Linked DNA regions of Homo sapiens: region 1 is linked to region 2. Evidence: read pairs that join two places in POLR2A ChIA-PET (ENCODE). Cell type or tissue: HepG2. All regions are shown on one strand. Links, peaks and the distances in the headings refer to the core of each region. The heading gives the core; the rest is flanking DNA. Region 1 overlaps SLC40A1 (solute carrier family 40 member 1). Region 2 has its middle 65 kb from the start of WDR75.

Region 1 (11,316 bases), core at 1,022-9,021, 49 kb before region 2:
AGGTTTTGTTTTACAAATCACTTGATTTAACACACTCAGGTAGAATATTTTTATTTTTACTGTTTTATACCCAGAAGTTATTTCTACATTGTTCTACAGCAAGAATATTCATAAAAGTATCCCTTTCAAATGCCTTTGAGAAGAATAGAAGAAAAAAAGTTTGTATATATTTTAAAAAATTGTTTTAAAAGTCAGTTTGCAACATGTCTGTACCAAGATGGTACTTTGCCTTAACCGTTTATATGCACTTTCATGGAGACTGCAATACGTTGCTATGAGCACTTTCTTTATCCTTGGAGTTTAATCCTTTGCTTCATCTTTCTACAGTATGACATAATGATTTGCTATGTTGTAAAATCTTTGTAAAAAATTTCTATATAAAAATATTTTGAAAATCTTAATTTTTCCTGAATTCTGTTCCCCAATTATTTAACAAGGCTTTTGTTACAGAACATCTGTTTTGGGTAACTTGTTTTTCTCTATAAAGGGCTACAGTGTCATGATTTTTAGTGTTATCTCCCTGTTCATATTTCTAGTTTATGGTGGACTGGATAAAAGTGTAGTAGACATGAGGCCCAGCACTCTTTCTTTGACTTTGAATATGTCACACTAAGCACTTTTAAGTTCTCACTTCTATTTTCCCTTCTGTAAATTGGAAATGATAGTAAAAACAACCCTACCTACCTTTCAACTTTCCTGGTTGAATGAAATAAGAGAAGCCATGTGGAATTACTTAGTGAACTACAAGACAAGGCAGCATTTTTACTAGAGGTTGGACCTTAGTAATGACGGGGAGCTGAGGAGAGATGTCTGCTGCCTCTAGAGAGAGTAGAGCCACATTCTGCATAAAGGAAACATTTATTGGGGACTTGATCTAAACTGTTATCAGTCCTAGGGATTCAGACTGGACTCAGACATAGTTGATCAGAGCCTCCTTTCCTTTCTCCTAAAATTGAGAACTTGAGAGCATTTGGCATCGCCCTGCAGCTACTGATCTGTTCATGATGTTTGTGCAAACTAGATGCCTCTGTTAGGTTTGGCTGCTGTCTTGAACTGGCTCTCTGCTCCCTCCCACAGGGGTCAAGGCTGGGATTGAAGATCTGTCCTGAATGTTTGCAGCTGTAACTGAAGGCCTATGACCTTGAAAAATGAACAGAACCACATTAGCAAGGGGAGGCCTCAGCTCTTAATATGGGCATTTTGCCATTCTGTGCATCTAGTGAGAGAGGCCCTGTGTAGGAAGAAGAAGCATGGAGTTGAAGAGTTAATAGGAATTTTTACAGCTGTTGCTCTTACCTTTGCAGACTACTGCTCAGAGCAGGAAGAGGAAGGAAGTGGAAAAGAATCACTGCTGGTCTGGACAGCCTTTGTTGTTTACTTCCTCAGACCACAGAAGTAGGGCAGGGGTAGGTGACCTGTGTGGCTGTGTTATGGGGGTGCTTCTAAATATGGGGTCAAACTCAAATAACTGCAGAGCCAATTAGGTCATTAAAATGAATGAAGTAGATTTGAAATAGGAAAATACTCGTTTTATATGTAATTGCATTTTACCGAAGTATTTAATTTTGTTCCCACTTAAAAACAAATTCATTACATTTTTTTTCCTGCTTTTCTCTGTTGCAGGCTTCTTACAGTTATTAAGTTGGTTCTTTCAGCATACACACCCTTTGTTTGCATATTAAACATAGGTAAATCATCTTCATTTCTATAAAGAAATATCCCCCTTTTTTGGAAAATCTGGCTTGATTTTTTTTTTTTCCTTTTTCCCTACCCTTTAAGAAAATAAAAGTGTAAATAAGAAATTACTTTACTGTTTCCCATAAGACAAAAGACAGTACAAGAGGCATGCTAAATGACACATGGCCTTGGCAGTCCTACTGGAGTGGTAATAGGGTACACCCAGGTTAACGGGTCAGCTGTAAGCACTCCCCATTGCCATGCTGGAATGTGGGTCCTGTGTTGTCAGATCTTTTGATCTTCAAAGAGGAGCTGGGGATTCTGGAATCTCCAGATTCTTTTTTGTTTGTTTGTTTGTTTGTTTGTTGTTTTTGAGACAGAGTCTCACTCTGTCACCCAGGGTGGAGTGCAGTGGCATGATCTGGGCTCACTGCAACCTCCGCCTCCTGGGTTCAAGCAATTCTTGTGCCTCAGCCTCCCGAGTAGCTGGGGCTATAGGCCCCCACCACCACACCCAGCTAATTTTTGTATTTTTAGTAGAGAAGGGGTTTCACCATGTTGGCCTGGCTTGTCTCGAACTCCTGACGTCAGTTGATCTGACTGCCTTGGCCTCCCAAAGTGCTGGATTACTAGCGTGAGCCACTGCCTCTGGCCTGGGATCTCCAAATTCTTAAATATTGACAACTTATTTGAAAGTGCTAAAAATACTTTGCTAGCCAAACAAAATACATGCCATTTTAAAAGCTTTTCTCTCAGGGGATTGTTTGTGAGCAAGGAGATAGAATTTAATTAAAGCTACTAAGTGTAGGAAGAGAGCAGAATGAATGGACAAGAACTGCAAAGTAAGGAGAACAAGAAAGAACTGGGCAGACATTTGTGGTAAAGAGTATTAAGCTATTAGGCATCCTTTATTGGAGGTTCCTTTAGGTCAAATGATCTATGTATTTATTACTTGCCATACTGATGTAAGTACGAATTCTACCACATAGTTCCTTTAGTCCATGTGTTTGCACTATTGGGCTATAGGATAATGACGTTTAAAAAAAATTAAAAAGCTTTCAAGTTGCCAGAATCATAAAGATGGTGCACTCCTGTTTTGAAAAAGAAAAAAGCACCAAATTTTAAAGAATGAACGTCCACTTCTCCCATCCCACTCCCTGAATCCTCAGAAGTACCCACTGTGAACAGCTTAGGGTTTGTTCTTATAATTTGTTTTTACTGAAGTTTTGAAAACAAATCTTTTTATATCATCATTCGGTTTCCTTATCTCTGTCTGCTGACTATTATTATGTATTTTTTCCCCACATTCTAAGGAAGGTTAAAATAAAAGTCACGTTTGCATTAAGACTGTTGATATAGAAATTTAAAACTTTAATAGAACAGAGGAAAATAGATACACAACTTATCTAGTCTAATATTAATATTTATTGTGATTAAAAATAAATTTAGTCCACAATTCCTTTCAGCCAAGACAAAAGATCACTGAGTTTTACTTTTCTCTCTCAAATGATACTTCAAACTCTATGATGTCAGTTAAGTATTGCTCCTTCTTTTTATAATGTTGTCTTCCTCTTGATCCACCTTCCAGAAAAATCTTTGCTATCGGGAAATTTTTCTTTTATAGGACAGCAATTCAAGAATAGAGTTGAAAAGTTAGAAGAACCTTGTGACAACACATACAGAATTAGCACAAGTCTGAACTGGCTACACTTAGTCACACTTTAAAAGTTAAATGACTTTTTTTCCTTATAAGGAGGCTTGTTTTCAAGTCCAAAAGGGAGTAAGTATTTTATCTAAAGAATGGACAAATGGAAGATCAAAGTACAACACAAGTAAGTGCTTTATTTTTTTTTTCATGTTCTTTACCCTGGCCTCTATGTAGGTTAGTATATATTTTTCTATTTGAACATTTTCCTTATTGCATTTTGCTGGGAGAAAAGTGCACTGCAAAGTTTTTGAAGTAAATATGTTCAAAATCAACTTGGTGGTTGTCCTAAACTAATGTATACAATTGTAATGATGATAATACAGAAGTTAATCTAATTAAATAGATTGAAGATGTAAGAGAATAGATATATTTTATGGTAACTAAAACACTTCAAAAGAAATCCATGTTTTGAAGAACTATGTTATAAAGACCTTATAATAAGTGATCTCAAGCAGGACATGGGCACATATTAAGTCCTATCTAAAGTAATATTTGAGCTTAATGTGAAGATAATTAAAAGAATGCCAATGATAGATTTAATATTTTATTTAATACTATGTATTAACTAAATAGATACATATCTTCTTACCTATTAAATCCCAGGTATTTAAGTAAAGACACTCCAGTGGAAAGGAATTAACATTTGAACATCCATTATTTGTCAACACTTTATTCATTTAGTCCTCACCATAACTCAGTGAAAAAGATATTGTCTGTGCTTTATAGTTGTGGAAACAGTTTTAGAATAAATATCATGTACTTGTGCAGCTAGTAAGTAGCAGAACAGAATCTAAAATGATTTCTGTCTGTGTCCAAAGGCTTTCTCTCCTCCATATCCCATAACCCTGGCATGAGCTTTGTCTAATGAGAAGTGCCAGAAAATCCTTAATATCCTAAGGGGCCTATTTGTTTATGGCAAATGAGGATTTCTAGGGTGGAATCATCACCAGATCAAAGACACATTTCTGGCATAAAAAAGTATTAATAGGGCCGCGGTGGCTCACGCCAGTAGTCCCAGCACTTTGGGAGGCCGAGGGGGGCGGATCACGAGGTCAGGAGTTCGAGACAAGCCTGGTCAATATGGTGAAACCCCGTCTCTACTAAAAAATACAAAAATTAGCTGGGCGTGGTGGCATGTGCCTGTAGTCCCAGCTGCTCAGGAGGCTGAGGTAGGAGAATCTCTTGAACCTGGGAGTCGGAGGTTGCAGTGAGCCGAGATCATGCCACTGCACTCCAGCCTGGGTGACAGAGTGAGACTCTGTCTCAAAAAAAAAAAAAAAGTATTAATAGATGAGTGAGTACTGATACATAAGCCCTAGTACAAAAGGCTGTAACACAGGTACAAGCCATTCTTTCCGGAGTAGCTTAGATTGACAGATAAGGAGAACCAGTGAGGAAAGTTGGCAGAAGGATCTATAAAAAACAGCTGCTCCTGTCACCCATGCAGAATACATTTGCAGTGAAACTGACATGGTGACATTTGCAAGTGAATGGCTGAAGCAAGTTAACAGTTAGGATGGGGGTAGTACTCTTGGTGAAGGTATGCCCCACCACAACCCCTGCCCAGAGCACACCCTCCTGTTCTGATATTGGGAGTGGAACCCTGATTTACTTTTGCGCTCTCTGCCCATGTATCTTAAAGAAGTCTACCCAATGACATGACTTGCCCACTAGCACAGAAATCCTTCCAGTCGGTGTGATATCTGTTAAGAAAAACCCCACTTAACAACAGAGGAAATCCACACGAGCTACTTGAATTCATCAATCTAGTCTTTCTCTCATGAGTTTGTGCAGATAACCACTGATGGCCAGATATCTGGGGAAAACCAGCAGCATCAGATAGGGCTAAGATGAAAAAAGAAAGTCATAGACCAACAAAAACAGGTTATTTAGGGAAGAAAAATTTTAAAAAATTCTAGTTAATGTCCTCAGAGATTGATGAAAGAATGGTATCTATAAAGAAAGTACACGGTTTTATGCAAAAAGAGAACAAGAGGAAATTAAAAATATGATTGCCCCTCCCTCCCTCCATTCAATAAAAGGCTAGGTTTAAAAGTAGAGCAAACAGACAAAGTAACTATGAGAGAAAAAAAGTGAGAGATCATAAAGATTAATCTAGGATGTCAAATACCTTTCTATTGAGAAATCAAGTAAGAGAGAGCAGATAAACAGAGGAGCTGAACGGGGGGTGGGGAGCATAGGAGGAGAAGCTGGACTACCTTAATGCAATGATGAAGCGTTTATATGTTTCTTGTGTAATCTGGAAAAAAAGCAACAAGAAACTTTAGGAAAAACACAAAAACTTGTACAAGAAAGTCATGTTCCAGACATGAAACAAAGTAAACTGTTTCATATGGCATGATGCTGAGGAATTACTGGAGTAAAAGAAAAGAAAATTAAGTTTACTTTGATTTTTTTTTTTTTTTTTTTTTTTTTTTTAAGAAAAGGTCTCACTCTGGCTCAGGCTGGAGTGCAGTGGCACGATCTCGGCTCACTGCAGCCTCCAGATTCTCAGTTCAAGAGATTCTCCTCCCTCAGTCTCCCGAGTGGCTGGGATTACAGGCATGCACCACCATGTCTGGCTAGTTTTTTTGTATTTTTAATAGAGACAGGGTTTCACCATGCAGGCCAGGCTGGTCTTGAACTCCTGGCCTCAAGTGATCCACCCACCTCAGCCTCCCAAAGTGCTGGGATTACAGGCATGAGCTACTGTGCCTGGATACTTTGATTCTTAAATCATTTCCTTTGAGTGGCAAAGTTTTCCTTACATAGGATTACATTTCTTTCTCCTGAGGTTTAATCATAATACTTGATTTTGCAGTGAATAATATCAACATAATAATAATGTTCTATATGCTATTCCTTTCTAACTTTTAGAATCAACCAGTAAACAAAGCTTAGAAGACTTAACAAAATAAGGACAAGACTTTATAAAACAAAACTTTATTAAAAAAACAAGACTTTATTTTAAAAACCAAGACTTTATTTAAAAACAAGGCTTTATTTTAAAAGCCTTTATATAAACAAGACTTTGCCAGGTATGGTGGCTTATGCCTACTGTAATCCCAACTACATGGAAGGCTGAGGTGGGAGGATTGCTTGAGGCCAGGGGTTCATGACCAGTCTGGGAAACATAGGAGACTCAGTCTCTGAAGAAATAAAAAATTAAAAAAAAAATATGCTGTGCATGGTGATACGCACCTGTAGTCCCAACTACTCAGAAAGATCACTTGAGCCCGGAATTTGAGGCTATAGTGAGCTACGATGCACCACTTGCACCCTATCCTGGGCAACAGAGGGAGATATTGTCTCTAAAACAAACGAACAAACAACCCACAAGATTTTATATTAAAAAACCAAAAAAACCCAAGACTTCATAAAACAAAGATAGGGTATACTGTAAATGTTATAAATACCAGTAATTTAAAAGTCAGGTATAGTTAACAAAACCTGGGAGTTACAGGTGAGAAGAAGTGAAGGATAGTGGAGCATTCATACGTTCTCACTTTGTGGAGAGGAAATTGAGATACTTCCTAAAATTAATGAAAAAATAAAGAGAATTTAAGCCTATTATTTGAAATCATGAAAGATAACTAATAAAAAGTTATACAGTAACCAATAAAACCTGAGAGAATGGTCAGGGAGTAAGCAACAAGTGAGATGAATCACTTATCTTTCACAGTGGGTCATTGTTTTAGGTTGCTTAGAGCTACATTAGTAGTATTGAGAATTAGATGTAGCTGGTTTAACAGCAGTCACTTTAGTAGGTCCTAATCCTTACCTAAATCTTTTATCTATACGTTTACTAACAAGCTCATTCTTCTCAAATACATATCTTAATGAGCCCAGTGGTTGACTTAATGGGAGAACAACTTATACCATTCATTTGGAAACACAGGTTTAGGAAGATATAAGCAGACTTTTTCAAAAGTCTATTATTGTGATGTGTTAATAGTCATTAAATTGACTGTAAGACTGCCCTCTTTTAAAAGTGAAATATGTATTTGTGTAAAGAAGAAGGAAAAGACTGTATGATCTTAGAACTAAGTTAATTGAAGTATAATATAAATATATGTCAAAATGTGTTATAAATTATGTTATACTGTTTTCTTCATGTGCAAATGTGTTGACTGTGGCTTGTAGGTTATTTGCATCTGATACTTTTTTTTCACTCTTCTCAGTTCTAATCGTCCTTTGTTTTTCTCTCTTTCCTGGCAGCATATCATTCATATTCTCAGATGTTTTGCAGTTCTTAAAACTCTTAGATCTTTGATTTTAAGCAAACAAATGCTTAGCAATGCATACAGGTCTTATAAACAGTTTTATGCAATATGTTATGTTCAAAATGGTGACACATGTTTAACATAACACATTGTAGAAATTCCAAGTTTAACTTCCAAAGATCAAACAAATACTCAGACATGAATCAACCTGTCAGTGTCAACGTTTATAAAATAAGAGTCACAGTTTTCACGTGCTTATTAAAAACTGGTGTTTTCATTGGCTGGAGGAGTGTGTGAAAATCACACCCTTCTAAACACAGGGAAACAAACTAATGATGAGATAACTACTTGAAGACCTAAGGATGGAAATAATGCCAAGTGCTTATCTCTGGTTAGTCTAACAATGGGTAAAGCTGTAACTTCATTTAATACCAGTATGTCTTTGAATTGTTAAAAGCAGTAATAGAATCATCAACACCACAAAACCAACACCATCCCTTAAAATATGGTTATGAATATATTAACAGTTTGGATAGGGAGTTTAGGTCTTTCAGCTTTTAAATAATTTCAGTTAGGGGGTTCCTTTTAACCCTTTGGGTAGGTAACATACTGGGTACCCCAATATGTTACCTACTCCCCTCTTCCATGTATTTTGTATTTTACGTTACTAAATAATAATAGTTACAAGTTAGAGACCGTTTCTATCCACAGTTCATATCTGTAACTATGGTCCAAAAGTGCTAACCCCAGAATAAAATGAGTGATCTGGCTAAAGGAAAACATCACATGGTGAACTGATAAGAGGAGCTTATTGTGAAAGTCTCTGAATATAGCGTAGTGCCAAAACATTGTTTTTCAATGTCAAAATAGAGTTCACTGGAAAATTTGGAGCTGAATTGAGGCATACTTAAAATAGAGCCCTCGAGCAAACGCTCTTAGCTATTCCTCATCGCCAGTCATTCCTGTTGCTGGGTGAATTATTCTCATTTCTAATTTGCAGATACAGGAAGTGAGAGTTTCAGAAAAGTAGACATATTCCCAGTATCAAGTTAGTGTCAGTAGCAAGCAAGACTTAAACAGCAGTACTTCCAATAAGAATTCTGAAGGATGTTAATTTAGTGGGACCTTGAACCTTGCTTAAAGGTAGATCCATATAAATAGGTCATTACTTTGTATTTCCCCACAATTTATCTAGCTTATGAAAACTACTGGGGAAAAATACACATCTTAATCTCATAAAACTCACACCTACTCCCTCCTACAATATATAATTTTAGGGGAGGCTAGTTTGAATTCCCAAATAGGTTGAGTCATTGGTGCCTGCTATGTGTCAGTCACTGAGCTCAGCACAGGAAAAACAAAATAATAGGATATCAGATGTATTTACTGATGTTTTGTAAGGAAAGGCAAAGCATACAAATAAATATCTTTATATTGTGATGTGGAAGGGCTGTGGTGATGTGTATAGGCTGCTATGGGAGGTTAGAGGGCAATGTCCAGACCAACCTGGAGTAAGAGAAGGCTTCCTGAGAAGACATGCTTCAGTTGTGTCTGTTCTGTTTGGGTAGTGGTTTTTTTTGTTTTTTTTTTTTTTTTGCTCATTCAAGAATTCCAAATAATCATGAAAATATAAACAAGAGAGTAAAACTCACCCAAAATCTCTTCACGAAGATCATTGCCGTTGACATTTTAGTGAATAACCTTTCCAGGCATGCATGTACATGTGTTTGCATACCCATAATTTTATAAAAATGTTGCCATACTTCACATGTTATTCAGTATCTTGATAATTTTTCATTCAACAATATAACCTGGATATCATTGCAGAGCAATACGTTTAAAATCATGTTACAATTTTTCGTGGCCATATAGTATTTTATCATACTTTATGCCTTTGTTTAGCCAGAGGACAATTAGGTTGTTTTCTGTTTTTCTGCTGTTTTAGATAATGCTATAATTAACATCACTGTGTTTACAGCTTTGGGTACTTGAGCAATGATTTCCACAGACAGGTCCCTGGAAAACTTGCTAGATCATAAGTTATACACATTTGAAATTTTGATTCATAAATGCCAAAATTCTCTCCAGAAAAGTTGTGCCAATTCGAATCACCATTTTCCTACACCTTTGTCAACATCAGATTTTGTCAATCTATTATATGTTTGCCAATCTGATAAAGAATTTTTATTTGAATGTGCATTTCTTTAATCAACAGTAAGGTTAAACTTTTCAATTTCTTGCCTATTTTTCTGATTTTTATGAATTATACATGTTTTTCATAGGCATGTTTATCATCATCTGATTGGTAAAAGATCTTTGTATGCTGGGGATGTTAATGTTAGTCTGTCGTATGCACTATGGCTATTTCACCTCTTTGCTTATTTGACTTTAATTTTGGTTTAAAAATATTTATGAATTGGGTCTATCAGTCTTCTCTATTTTGATTTCGAGTTTTGGGTGGGCTGTAAAAAGGTCTTTCCACATAGAGTTTTTTTTTTAAAAAACTCATATTTTTCCCTGGTACTTTTACAGTTTTATTTAAATAAAATTAAGCCATCTAGAATTAGCTGTGATATAAGAAATAAAGTGGGGTTCATATTAGTTACCTATGTCGAATAATCTTTTCCCTTGCTGATATAAAATGCTGTATAGTAATTAATAGGTGCTGGAGTTAGGCTGCCTGGATCAAATACTGGCTCCATTACTTACTAACTGGATGAATCTGTTTTCTCATTTATAAAACAGGAATAAAAATTCTATGTATCTCTTGGAGTTGTTTCCAGGATTCATACATTAGTGTATGTAAAGGGCTTAGAAATAATATATGACATATAATAAGAGCCCACTAAATAGCTGTTATGGGATACCAAATTCACATGTATATGTGGTACTATTTCTAGACCTTATTGTTGCACTCACTGGAGTCTAGAAATTCATGGGTCAGTACCAGTTCTACCTTTATAACATGCATGGACAAGTTCTCATTCTTTTTCAAAATTTTCCTCATTCTTTTAGCATATTTATTTGTTTATTTATTTAGAGATGGAGTCCCACTCTGTAGCCCAGGCTGGAGGGCAGTGGTGCAATCTCGGCTCACCGCAAACTCTGCCTCCTGGGTTCAAGCGATTCTCCTGTCTCAGCCTCCCGAGTAGCTGGGATTACAGTCACCCATCACAAAACCTGGCTAATTTTTGTATTTTTAGTAGAGACGGGGTTTCACCATGTTGGCCAGTCTGGTCTCGAACTCCTGACCTCAGGTGATCCGCCTGCCTCGGCCTCCTAAAGTGCTGGGATTACAGGCTGGAGCCACCACGCCCGGCCAGCATTTTTATTTTTCTATATGAACATTAGAATCATTTTGTCAATTCTTAACGAGCTCATTGAGATTTTGATTGGCAATACAGAGAATGTTATTTGGAAAAGTTGACTTCAAACCTTTTAATTTTTCTTTCCATTAAATAGCGTGTCTTCCATTTATTCAAATCTTTGTGTTACTTTATGGTTTTATTTATATGGGTCTTCATTTCTTAATACTGAATATTCTGAGCTAAGTCTTGAAGGATGAACTGGAATCAGCAAAATAGAGGGAAAAAATCGTTTAGTGGCCTCTCTTTAGTTGCCAGAAGTCATAGTTATACTTGGAACACTCCTACTTTTAGAAATAACATTCTTTAGTCAGTCCACATGAGATACAACCAGTGAACTAAA
Region 2 (11,316 bases), core at 1,817-9,816:
AGTTATTTAGATTCACATCTGAGCAATCAATTTGTTTTAAATCAAGAAAAATACATGAAATTGTTAAAATGGGGAACTAAACATCGCTGAGTCTTAAGTTTTCGAGTGGAAACACAAGCACAAGAAGTAACCCTCACATATTCTTTTAATAGGCTTATTTCCTTCAAGTATATTGTTTATCTTTTTGTAAAAAAGAATTAAAGTTGTATTACAAAAATGATTTTATTTAATTGTCAGGATTCAAATAAAGTCAAGTTGGCTAAAATCTAAACAACATTTTAAAAAATTCAACTTTTAAGACAAATTATAATGATGTACTTAGAATAAGAGGAGAGAGCAGCTTTGGCTAGGCTAAAAGTTGTAAATGAGAACAAAACATCTGAGTTTCTTGGCAGTCAGGGCAAAAATAAATCATGTTGGATTATATGTTTCTCATTATCTAATCTAAGGAATTATACTTTTCTATCCAAATGGGTGTTTTGTTTTCCCCAACACTAAAGAAAAAGAAATTCCTGATTTAAAAAACTCATTATATATGAGACACTTAATAATATAGAAGATAACACATTGTATTCATACTTTAAAAAATGCAGAAAAAGTCTTCATATGGCTATTTCTTATGAACAACCCTTTCTAAAATAGAAGATAAAATGTTAAATTACATTTGTGAAAGTGTCTGTGTTAGAGTTAGTAATGGGATTTTAAAAATGTGATCTGATTGCTATGGTGGCAAACTGTTGAGAAGCTGGAGGAATGAGTGCCCTTCTCATGATTTGGATATCTTAGATGAGTTTATGAGCAGAGGAGCAGAGAAGGGAATTCATAACCAAACCTGCTCCTAAAATCATAGGATTATGGATTGTAGGTTAATAGGAGCCCCTCACATAACTACTCTTTGTGTAGAAAGCAAAGTCAGCATTCTGTTGGGCAAATTAAAGAGCCTTTTGCAAACTCCTGCCCAGATGGCAATTCCTACTACATTTTCATAGAAGTGGATTGCCAAAAAAAAAAAAAAAAAGCAGATTTGGAAAAAATTAATGATTGTGGTTTTCATATAGTGAATTGGCTACTGGCATGTTATTTGAAAAGAATATAAAGTATTCATTGACTATCTGAATAAAAAGACTGTTTAAACTATCACTTTCCAGTTCATGTGGTGGGGTAGCCTATTGACACAGCTGTCTTAACCTTTGCATGGCAAAATATTTGCTTAAAAATGAACATTCCTCATCACCATTTTGCTTAGAGGCATATCTAAGCAAAAAATGGTACAGACTGCGGTAAGAATTTGCTTTGTATTCGATTTTATTTGAAACTTTTTATTGAGATAGTCATAGATTCACATGCAATTTAAGAGATAATACAGAGAGACTCCTTTTATACTTTCCCCAGTTTCCCAAATGGTAGCATTTTGCAGAACTGTAGTATAATATCACAACCAGGACATTGACATTAATACAATCCCCTGAACTTATCTGAATGTTCTCAGTTTTAGTTTTACTCGTGTGTGTGTGCGTGTGCATGTAGTTCTATGCAATTTTATCACATGTAGGTACCCTGTATCTACTATTACTGTGTCAGTCTGTTTTCATGCTGCCGATAAAGATATACCTGAGACTGGGCAATTTACAAAAGAAAGACTCACAGTTCCACGTTGTTGGGGAGGCCTCACAATAATGGTGGAAGGCAAGGAGGACCAAGTTACATCTTACGTGGATGGTGGCAGGCAAACTCCCATTTTTTAAAGCCATCAGATGTCATGAGACTTATTCACTCTCATGAGAACAGCACAGGAAAGACCCACCCCATGATTCAGTGATCTCCCACTGGGTCCCTCCTGCAACATGTGGTAATTATGGGAGCTACAAGGTGAGATTTGGGTGGGGACACAAAGCCAAACTGTATTATTCTGCCTCTGGCCCCTCCCAAATCTCATGTCTTCACATTTCAAAACCAATCATGCCTTCCCGACAGTCCCCCAAAGTCTCAACTGATTTCAGCATTAACTCAAAAGTCCACAGTCCAAAGTCTCATCCAAGACACGGCAAGTCCCTTCTGCCTATGAGCCTGTAAAATCAAAAGCAAGTTAGTTACTTCCTAGATACAATGGAGGTACAGTCATTGGGTAAATACAGCCATTCCAAATGGGAGAAATTGGCCAAACAAAGAGACCACAGGCCCCATGCAAGTCCAAAATCCAGCAGGGCAGTCAAATCTTAAAGCTCCAAAATGATCTCCTTTGACTCCATGTCTCATACCCAGGTCACGCTGATGCAAGAGGTGGGTTCCCAGGGTCTTGGTCAGCTGCGCTCCTGTGGCTTTACAAGGTACAGCCTTTCTCCCAGCTGCTTTCACTGGCTGGCTTTGAGGGTCTGCAGCTTTTCCAGATGCATGGTGCAAGCTGTTGGTGGATCTACTATTCTGGGGTCTAGAGGACAGTGGCCCTCTTCTCACAGCTCAACTAGGTGGTGCCATGGTAGGGACTCTGTCTGGGGGCTCTGACCCCACATTTCCCTTCTGCACTGCCCTAGCAGAGGTTCTCCATGAGTGCCCCACCCCTGCAGCAAACTTCTGCCTGGGCATCCAGGCATTTCCATACATCTTCTGAAATCCAGGCGGAGGTTCCCAAACCCCACTTCTTGACTTCTGTGCACTCTCAGGCTCAACACCACGTGGAAGCTGCCAAGGCTTTGGGCTTGTACCCTCTGAAGGCATGGCCTGAGCTCTATGTTGCCCCTTTCAGCCATGGCTGGAGCAGCTGGGACACAGGACACCAAGTCCCTAGGCTGCAGACAGCATGGGGACCCCAGGCCCAGCCCATGAAACCATTTTCTCCTAGGCCTCTAGGACTGCAGTGGGAGGGGCTGCTGTGAAGACCTCTGACATGCCCTGGAGACATTTTCCTCATTGTCTTGGGGGTTAACATTCGACTCCTCTTATGCAAATTTATGCAGCCAGCTTGAATTTCTCCTCAGAAAATGAGTTTTTCTTTTCTATCATATTGTCAGGTGGCAAACTGTCCAAATTTATATGCTCTGCTTCCCTTATAAAACTGAATGCCTTTAACAGCACCCCACTCACCTCTTGAATGCTTTGCTGCTTAGAAATTTCTTCTGCCAGATACCCTAAATCATCTCTCTCAAGTTCAAAGTTCTACACATCTCTAAGGCAGGAGCAAAACGCTGCCAGTCTCCTTGCTAAAACATAACAAGAGTCACCTTTGCTCCAGTTCCCAACAAGTTCCTCATCTCCATCTGAGGCCACCTCAGCCTGGACCTTATCACTTATCAGCTTGATTGTCCATATCACTATCAGGCTTTTGGTCAAAGCCATTCAACAAGTCTCTTGGAAATTCCAAACTTTCCCACATTTTCCTATCTTCTTCCAAGCCCTCCAAACTGTTCCAACCTCTCCCTGTTACCCAGTTACAAAGTTGCTTCCACATTTTCAGGTATCTTTTCAGTAACATCCCCCATCTGGTACCGATCTACTGTATTAGTCCGTTTTCATGCTGCTGATAAAGACATACTCAAGACTGTGCAATTTACAAAAGAAAGAGGTTTAATTGGACTCACAGTTCCATGTGGCTGAGGAGGCCTCACAATCATGGTAGAAGGCAAAGAGGAGCAAGTCATGTCTTATGTGGTTGGTGGCAAGCAAAGGGAGAGCTTGTGTAGGCAAAGTCCCATTTTTTTAAAGCCATCAGATGTCATGAGACTTATTCACTATCATGAGAACAGCACAGGAAAGACCAACCCCATGATTCAATTATCTCCCACTGGATCCCTCCCCATAACATGTGGGAATTATGGAAGCTACAAGATGAGATTTGGGTGGGGACTCAGAGCCAAACCATATCAACTACTGTCAAGATACTGAACAATTCTGTCATCACAAGGATCCCCCTTGTTGCCTTTTTGTAACCACACTCACTTCGCTCTATATATAGACCTTTCATCTGTCCATTTATAAAATCGTCATTTCAAAAAATCACAGTAATTGAATCATATAGTATATAATCTTTCAGATTGGCTTTTTTCATTCAGCACAATTATCTGAATATCCAAGTTGTATCAATAGTTTGTTTCTTTTTATTGCTGGGTAGTATTCCATGGTATGGATGTACCACCATTTGTTTAATCAGTCATCCGTTGAAAGACATCTGGTCTGTTTCAGGTTTTTGGCTATTACAAATAAGGATTGCTATGAACATTCATGTACAGGTTTTGGTATGAACATATGTTTTAATTTCTCTAGGATAAATGCCCAAGAGTGCAATTGCAGGGTTGAATATTAATTGCACGTTAAAATGTATAAGAAACTGCCAAGCTGTTTTCTAGTAAAGTGACCTTCCCACCAGCAAAGTATATGTGATCTAGTTTTTGAACATCCTCATTAACACTTGGTGTTGTCATTATTTTAATTTTAGCCATTCTGTTAGGTATGTAGTGTTATTTCATTTTTAAAAATTTTTTTTGGAGACAGGGGTCTCACTGTCACTTAGGCTGGAATGCAGTGTCACAATCTCAGCTCACTGAAACCTCCGCCTCCAAGGCTCAAGCGATCCTCCTGCTTCAGCCTCCTAAGTAGCTGGATGACAGGCGTGCACTACCACACCTGGCTAATTTTTGTATTTTTTGTAGAGACAGAGTTTTGCCATGTTGCCCAGACTGGTCTCACATGCCTGGACTCAAGTGATCTGCCTGCCTCAGCCTCCCAAAGTTGGGATTACGGGCATGAGCCACTGCATATGATCTCCATTGTGGTTTTAATTTGCATTTCTCTAATGGTTGATGATGTTCAGTATCTTTTCTTCTGCTTACTTGCCATCCATTTATCCTCTTCAGAAAAATATCTGTTCACGTCTTTTGTCCTGGTTTGTATTGTATTTTATTGATTTATTTATACTAGACAGGGGTCTCACTCTGTTCCCAGGCTGGAGTGCAATGGTGCAATCATAGCTCACTGCAGCCTCGACCTCCTGGGCTCAAAGGATCCTCCTTCAGCCTCCCAAGTAGCTGGAATTACAGGGGCTGGATTATAGGCACACATTACCATGCCTGTTTTTGTTGTTGTTGTTGTTTGTTTTTTGTTTTTTGTTTTTTTTTTGGTAGAGACAGGGTTTTGCCATGTTGCCCAGGCTGGTCTCCAACTCCTGTGCTCAAGTGATCCTCCCACCTTGGCCTCCTAGAATGCTGGTATTATAGGCATGAGCCACCGTGCCCAGCCTTTATTTTACAATGTACAATTTTCTGACTTAAGTTATGGATTTTTTCCAAATTGGAAAATATATTAATACCATGTACAAGTTATTTGTCTTGTTTCCTTTCAAAGACAGAAGCCAACACATTCCCCACAGATATAGCCTTCATGTTTGTACTCTAGATTCACTTGAGAGCTCAGCAGCCCAGGAGTAGGGAAATGGCTTCCAGAATACTCTTTAATTTTTTTTTAATTTCATAAAGTATTTGGGATCCTTAGGGATTCTCATTATTTTCATTAACTAGCTAATAAATTAGGTCAGTAATGGAAAATAAATTTACGTTTAGAAAATACATCAGAGTTGCAGAATATACTATACTCCCTACAACAGGTCTGTTCAGCTAGAAGAAACCTCGCAGAAAAGGCCGCAGAGTCTAAGAAGGTGTTGAACCTATGTTTGTAAGCTGGGATCAGCAGGACCTGCAAGACAAGCTCCAATTGTTAACTTCTGACATGCGATTTCTTATCAGTGAGTCATAGTGGAAAGCTGTCAGAGTGACAAGAAGGTCTGCAATCTCATTTTGGTTAACACAGCACAGACTAGCATAACACCAAGGGCTAGAGGCTTGAGGAAGTCTCCCCTCAGTAAGAGAAAGACTGAATCATGGTGACTGAGACAGAGCAAGTAGTGGGGCCCCAAGGGCCCTTACCTGACTAGGTAAGGGGAAAGTTTCCAAGTCATTGAAGACAGAGATGGGTGAGATGGACCCACAAGAGGTGTTAGGAAGCAACAGGACATGGCTGTGCATAGTTGTGAGGAAAGAAGTCTTTGAATGAGAGGGAAGCTCCAGACTTATGTGAAGAAATGTTGCGTCTTTTTTTGTTCTTCCACAACCATACCATTGAAAGCAGCTTTTAGAAACCATAAGCCCTGGTGTGGGGCTTGTTGGTAGTGAGTGAATGAATAACTCACTCATCTTTTAAATTTAATAGTCTATATATATATTCATCTAATCTCCATCCTCCTCCTCAAATACTCTCTAAGGCTATAGTCTAAATAGGACCAACTTTACCCCAAGTAGAAGGGAGAAAGACATTCTAGACCAATAAACTAAGTGACCTGGCTCTTATAATTTGAGGGGTGAATAAAATGTCCCAAATAGTTCCCCACTAGTTTTCTTCTCAGCTGTTATGATCTTTTACTTCTAATTTTCACAACCAATTTTTAAAAACAAGTTGATCCCATTTCCTTAATCCCTGTCAGTCTTTATCTGGCTCTTGTCCCCATCTGTCCCCTGACATAGTTCTTGCTAATGACCTCCACTCACTAAATGCAATGAGCATTTTTCTTCAGTCATGGTCTTATTTGACCACTCAGTAGCATTTTTTTTTCCTGACTCCAAACAAACCCTCTAAAGGTCCCTCTTGCTTTCTTACCACTTCCTTTCAGTCTTATCTTTCTCTACTGAGACCTTAAATTTGAAGGCCCTGAAGACTTATCCCTAAACTCTTGTAATCTATGTCCATAGATACGGGATATCACTCCTACTTCTTTTGACACTATCACATTCTTCATCAAATTAAACTTATCATACTAATCAAACTTCCTGTTATTCACTCCTGCTCCCCATCCCCCAATCCATTGTCCACAGTGTTACTTAAATCAAGTAATCTTATCTTTTTTCTCCCTTAAATCCTATAATGAAGACCCATTTCTCTTAGATAAAGACGGCCCCTGCTGGCCTCTGCTGCAGCCACCAGGCTTGGGCTCCAACAACACATTCACCTTCCAGGTCCTTTTGTCTCAAGGCCTTTTAGAAGGCATTTCCCCCTGCCTGGAATATTTCTGCTCCTCTCCCCAAATCTAGTTGTTGTCTAATCATTCTTTATATTTTAGTTCAAATGTGACTTCCTCTGGAAACCACAGTGACAACATCAAAAAATAGATTAAGTCCAACTCTCACACTATTCAGAACTTCTGAACTCTGTCTTTAAAGGCTTTTTCCTGTTTTTAGGTATCTGAGTGGTTATTTGATAAATGTGTGTCTCCTGTACTAGACGCTAAGCTCCAGAAGGGCAGGTGCCTTGGCTTTTTGTGCTCACTATATCTCCAGAACCCAGCACAGAGAGTGAGTGAGGAAGCCAACTAATAACAAGAAGCCTGAACTTTGTCTCCTCAGCCTGCAGGTGTCCATGGAGTGCGTCTTCCACAGCCAGAGGGCACGGGGTCCTGGAGTGGGTCCACCAGCCTTGGGAGCAAGCATGGCTTGTGAGGGCTTCATACTTAATTGTGCCAAGTTCAGTTTCTGGTGCTCTTCTTTTCTGATTATTATTATTATTATATTATTATTTTTTGACACCAAGTCTCACTCTGTTGCTCAGGCTGGAGTGCAGTGGCACGATCTCGGCTCGCTTCAACGTCTGCCCCCCGGGTTCAAGAGATTCTCGTGCCTCAACCTCCCGATTAGCTGGGACTACAGGCGTCAGCCACCACGCCCAGCTAATTTTTGTATTTTTAGTAGAGACGGGGTCTTGCCATGTTGGCCAGGCTGGTCTTGAACTCCTGACCTGAGGCAATCCAACTGCCTCGGCCTCCCAAAGTGCTGGGATTACAGGCGTGAGCCAACACGCCCAGCCTTCTTTTCCGATTATTTAAATAATCCCTAAAACCTGTACAGCCAGATTTTAGTATTAAAATGTCGTTAAGTAACATTCATAGATAATTTTATAATTTACAAAGCATATACATTTCCATTATGTAATTTGAATCCCCAAACACTCTCTGAAGTAATCTATTTTTCTTTAATTGACAGCTGTGGAAAATGAGGCTTAGAAGGATTAAGTGACTAACCCGACGTCTCCTAGCTAATAAGGGACTGAGCAGGGCCTTCATCCCAGGTGTTGCAACACCAAGTTTTGTCTTTCCACGGCCAATAATTGCTCTTCACTTGGTTAAAAATACCCCTAGAAAAATACAGCTTCTCATCAAAGCTACTTATGCAGCGTGTGTCATGGCATTATATATAGGTCTTCTAATTTTAGGGGTGCCTCCATCTGCATTAGCTTTTTTTTTATATATATAATGGAGGTGAGATGGTTGATTTATACAGTTATCTTTGTGAAATGACCATATATCTTTTTTGTTTTAATTAAAGTTCAGGGGAATTGTTAACCAGGTTTAAAAAACAATAGGGAAATCCTCAAATTGATGGAAAGATGGCTAATACCTATTATTTCAATCATTACTTTTTAAGTATACCAAGTCATATATTATTTCAGGTAATAATCCAAAATATAAACCAATTATTTAGTTGAGAAGTCTTTATAACAGCTGATTAGGCATTCTGAACTGGGTAAAACTTTGTTTTCCAGTATAAAGAAAAGAAGAACATATGTCAATCATTCAGGTTTACAGTTGCAGCTTGGTCTTTTATGGCTGGTCATTTAGTTGCACAAAAACCATCTTGTTTGGTTGTCTATTTCAGAATTCAAGGTTTGAATTCAACTAATCTGAATAGCAGATTAGTTGCCTCAGAGGAACTAAGAAAAATAATTGCAGCACAGAAAATGAGTCTCTTTGATTTGTGCCTACTTTGATTTTTTTCAAGAATGTCTTCTCCTTAAGGCAAGCTTTATGGTGGCAGTAAAAGTCTAGTTCTAGGCTACAGAAATATTTATTTGAAGGTCACCTGTAAACTTAAGTCATGGTTTAGTGCCAATAATGTTAATGTAATTAACACATTCTCTGCAAGGTCTCAAGAAAGCAAGAGGTTAAAAGGAGTTTGTTTAATATACTTGGTAAGCGCAGCCAATTAGGCAAACATCATTGATTGTAAGATTTACCTCTAATATGAAAACAGTTTCTTTACTTTTTTTGGGCCATGGCACATTTAGAAAGCAGTAAGCAGGACCGGCGTGGTGGCTCACGCCTGTAATCCCGGCGCTTTGGGAGGCAGAGGCGGGCGGATTACGAGGTCAGGAGATGGAGACCATCCTGGCTAACACCGTGAAACCCCGTCTCTACTAAAAATACAAAAAAATTAGCCGAGTGTAGTGGCGCGTGCCTGCAATCCCAACTACTCGGGAGGCTGAGGCAGAATCTCTTGCACCCGGGAGGCGGAGGTTGCAGTGAGCCGAGACCACTGCACTCCAGCCTGGAAGACAGAGCGAGACTCCGTCTCAAAAAAAGAAAGCCGTAAGCAGATGATGGGCCTGAGGAGTCTGGTAGTGCCAGGCCCCACCAGGTCTCCCTGAAGGAAGAGGGAATTAATAAAAACAAATGAACAGACAAACAAAAACATGCCCCCGCCACCCCCTGCCAGCTTAAGGGGAAAGTGCATTTTAGGATAGAGGAAGTCTGGTAGCTAATTCTGTGTTACCAATTATTTTCTTGTTTACATTATTCAGACTGAATCACTGGAGGAAGGCACTTCAAAGAGACTTTGTTTACCAAATATGTCAATTCAGAGAGTTTCAGGCCTCTGAGCTTCAAAACTGCTTGCCAAACACCTCATGACAGTGCGCAGCTAAACATTTTAAAATGTAAAGTTTTAGATAATGGGTAATTACTAGCAACTAGACATTTTCTTTTAAAAAGTTTCCCAAACATTTTAGATTCTTTCTTAAATATGAATAGAGGAAGAATTAAGCAAAAACTTTTGTATCTGGCATATTTTTTAAAACAATAATATACTTCTTAAATATTCCTATTAAATACTGTAATTTCAGATGGTTGGCTTGAAAATAGACTCATAAAATGGAAAATATAAGTTAATTCATTTGTGCTATAATGGGATCATGAAATCTATAACATTTATAATCAGACTAAAATTTACTGTTAACAAATTATATGGGTTTAATTTGCTATGCTGAAAAAAAATTCATCTCGTGTTTTGTCACCTGACCAAATTGGAGTGCGTTATTAAAAAGCTAACCTGTTAAACTCATGCTGAAGGACTGACTCTCCCAGATGTTGGTGGAGAATAATGAAGACTGTATGACTGGCATTGGCTCATTCAAAAGTTTAAATGTTTTGAAACTGTTATGATGAAAGTTTTTTTCTAGTCTCAATGTGGGATAAAATGTTGTATTACTAAAAGTCAATTAGCTAAAACTTAGAAAGTTTTTGTGAATAGCTACAGTTGGGAAAATCATAAGAAAATAAATGTGATTTTAATTCATGTTTATCCTAGAAAAATCATTAGTCTGTTTTCTGTAAATTCCTTCTAAATTATCTCTTGCCTAAAATCATCTTATACTATAGCCAGTGGTTGAGAGAAATCATGCCCTTGAATGAAATTTCTAAACTATCTTTCATTGTTTGGATGGAAGAAAGTGTTAATAGAATTTATATTAAAACGAGTCACTATTTTAAAAAACCACAATGCACTTGGTGTATACCAACTGGTCAAAACATCAAGTTAGATCTCTTTTGATTATTGTTGAATTACTATAAAGTCAAACTTTTTCAAACAAATATTATTTTTGTCATTTTCCTCCTAATTGAAAAATGATCAAACATTAGACAAATATATATTAAAGTGAGTTAAGCAGAGCTGAACGAGGTTTTTTTCTTACTCTATAATTGATACAGCTTGTCATTGTTAGATCCATTTTTAGATCCCTAGAAATAGATTCTTACTATGATGGAAATCACATGGTTGGGGTGCAAGTTTCCTGTTACATCTTCAAGGATATGAAGATAGTGTGTGGTTTTACATAGGATACAAGGTAGGAAGAATACGACTGATTCTGTTTGATGGTAATACAAGGTCTTCCCTGGCAGAAAGATATACTGAAGTGTGCAGTAATTTTAAGAAGTGTATAGTACCTTTTGTCTCAGAATAAGCTTGTGGGATCTAAGCTTGGGCATTCTTAAATGCTTCCATGGTGGGGACAAAAAAAAACCATCCTCAAAGATCTTAGCCTCTTTTGCACCTGTTTTTCTAGCAAAGAACTTATACTTATTACTTCTGCTACTGCATATTTATTAGCTGTATTTCATTACACAATGTGTCCTGAATTCAGCTAAGAAAACTTCCTCTAATTGTATAATGTGAAAACTCTTTCCCTTTCTATAGCACGTACCTTCTATTTTCACCCCTCAGCCTAAAC

Evidence for each region. Peaks named below come from ENCODE experiments on the same cell type or tissue, not always from the same donor. Only the 100,000 strongest peaks of a DNase experiment are listed, where the experiment ranks them.
Region 1: POLR2A ChIA-PET joins it to region 2 with 10 read pairs; 3 of 35 experiments call an interaction of 5 or more read pairs at or near these places.

The regions. Positions count from the first base shown.
Region 1 is chr2:189,549,675-189,560,990 of GRCh38, reverse strand. SLC40A1 (solute carrier family 40 member 1) reads left to right here. Exons shown (of 8, transcript NM_014585.6): 8 at 1-401. Among named protein-coding and RNA genes, the nearest start is that of SLC40A1, 25 kb to the left of the region's middle. In HepG2, for the core only: no CTCF peak of the experiment used is centred there; DNase peaks (open chromatin) are centred at 5,560, 7,070, 7,750, 8,440 and 1 weaker place.
Region 2 is chr2:189,501,224-189,512,539 of GRCh38, reverse strand. No RefSeq gene overlaps it. Among named protein-coding and RNA genes, the nearest start is that of WDR75, 65 kb to the right of the region's middle. In HepG2, for the core only: no CTCF peak of the experiment used is centred there; DNase peaks (open chromatin) are centred at 2,079 and 5,739.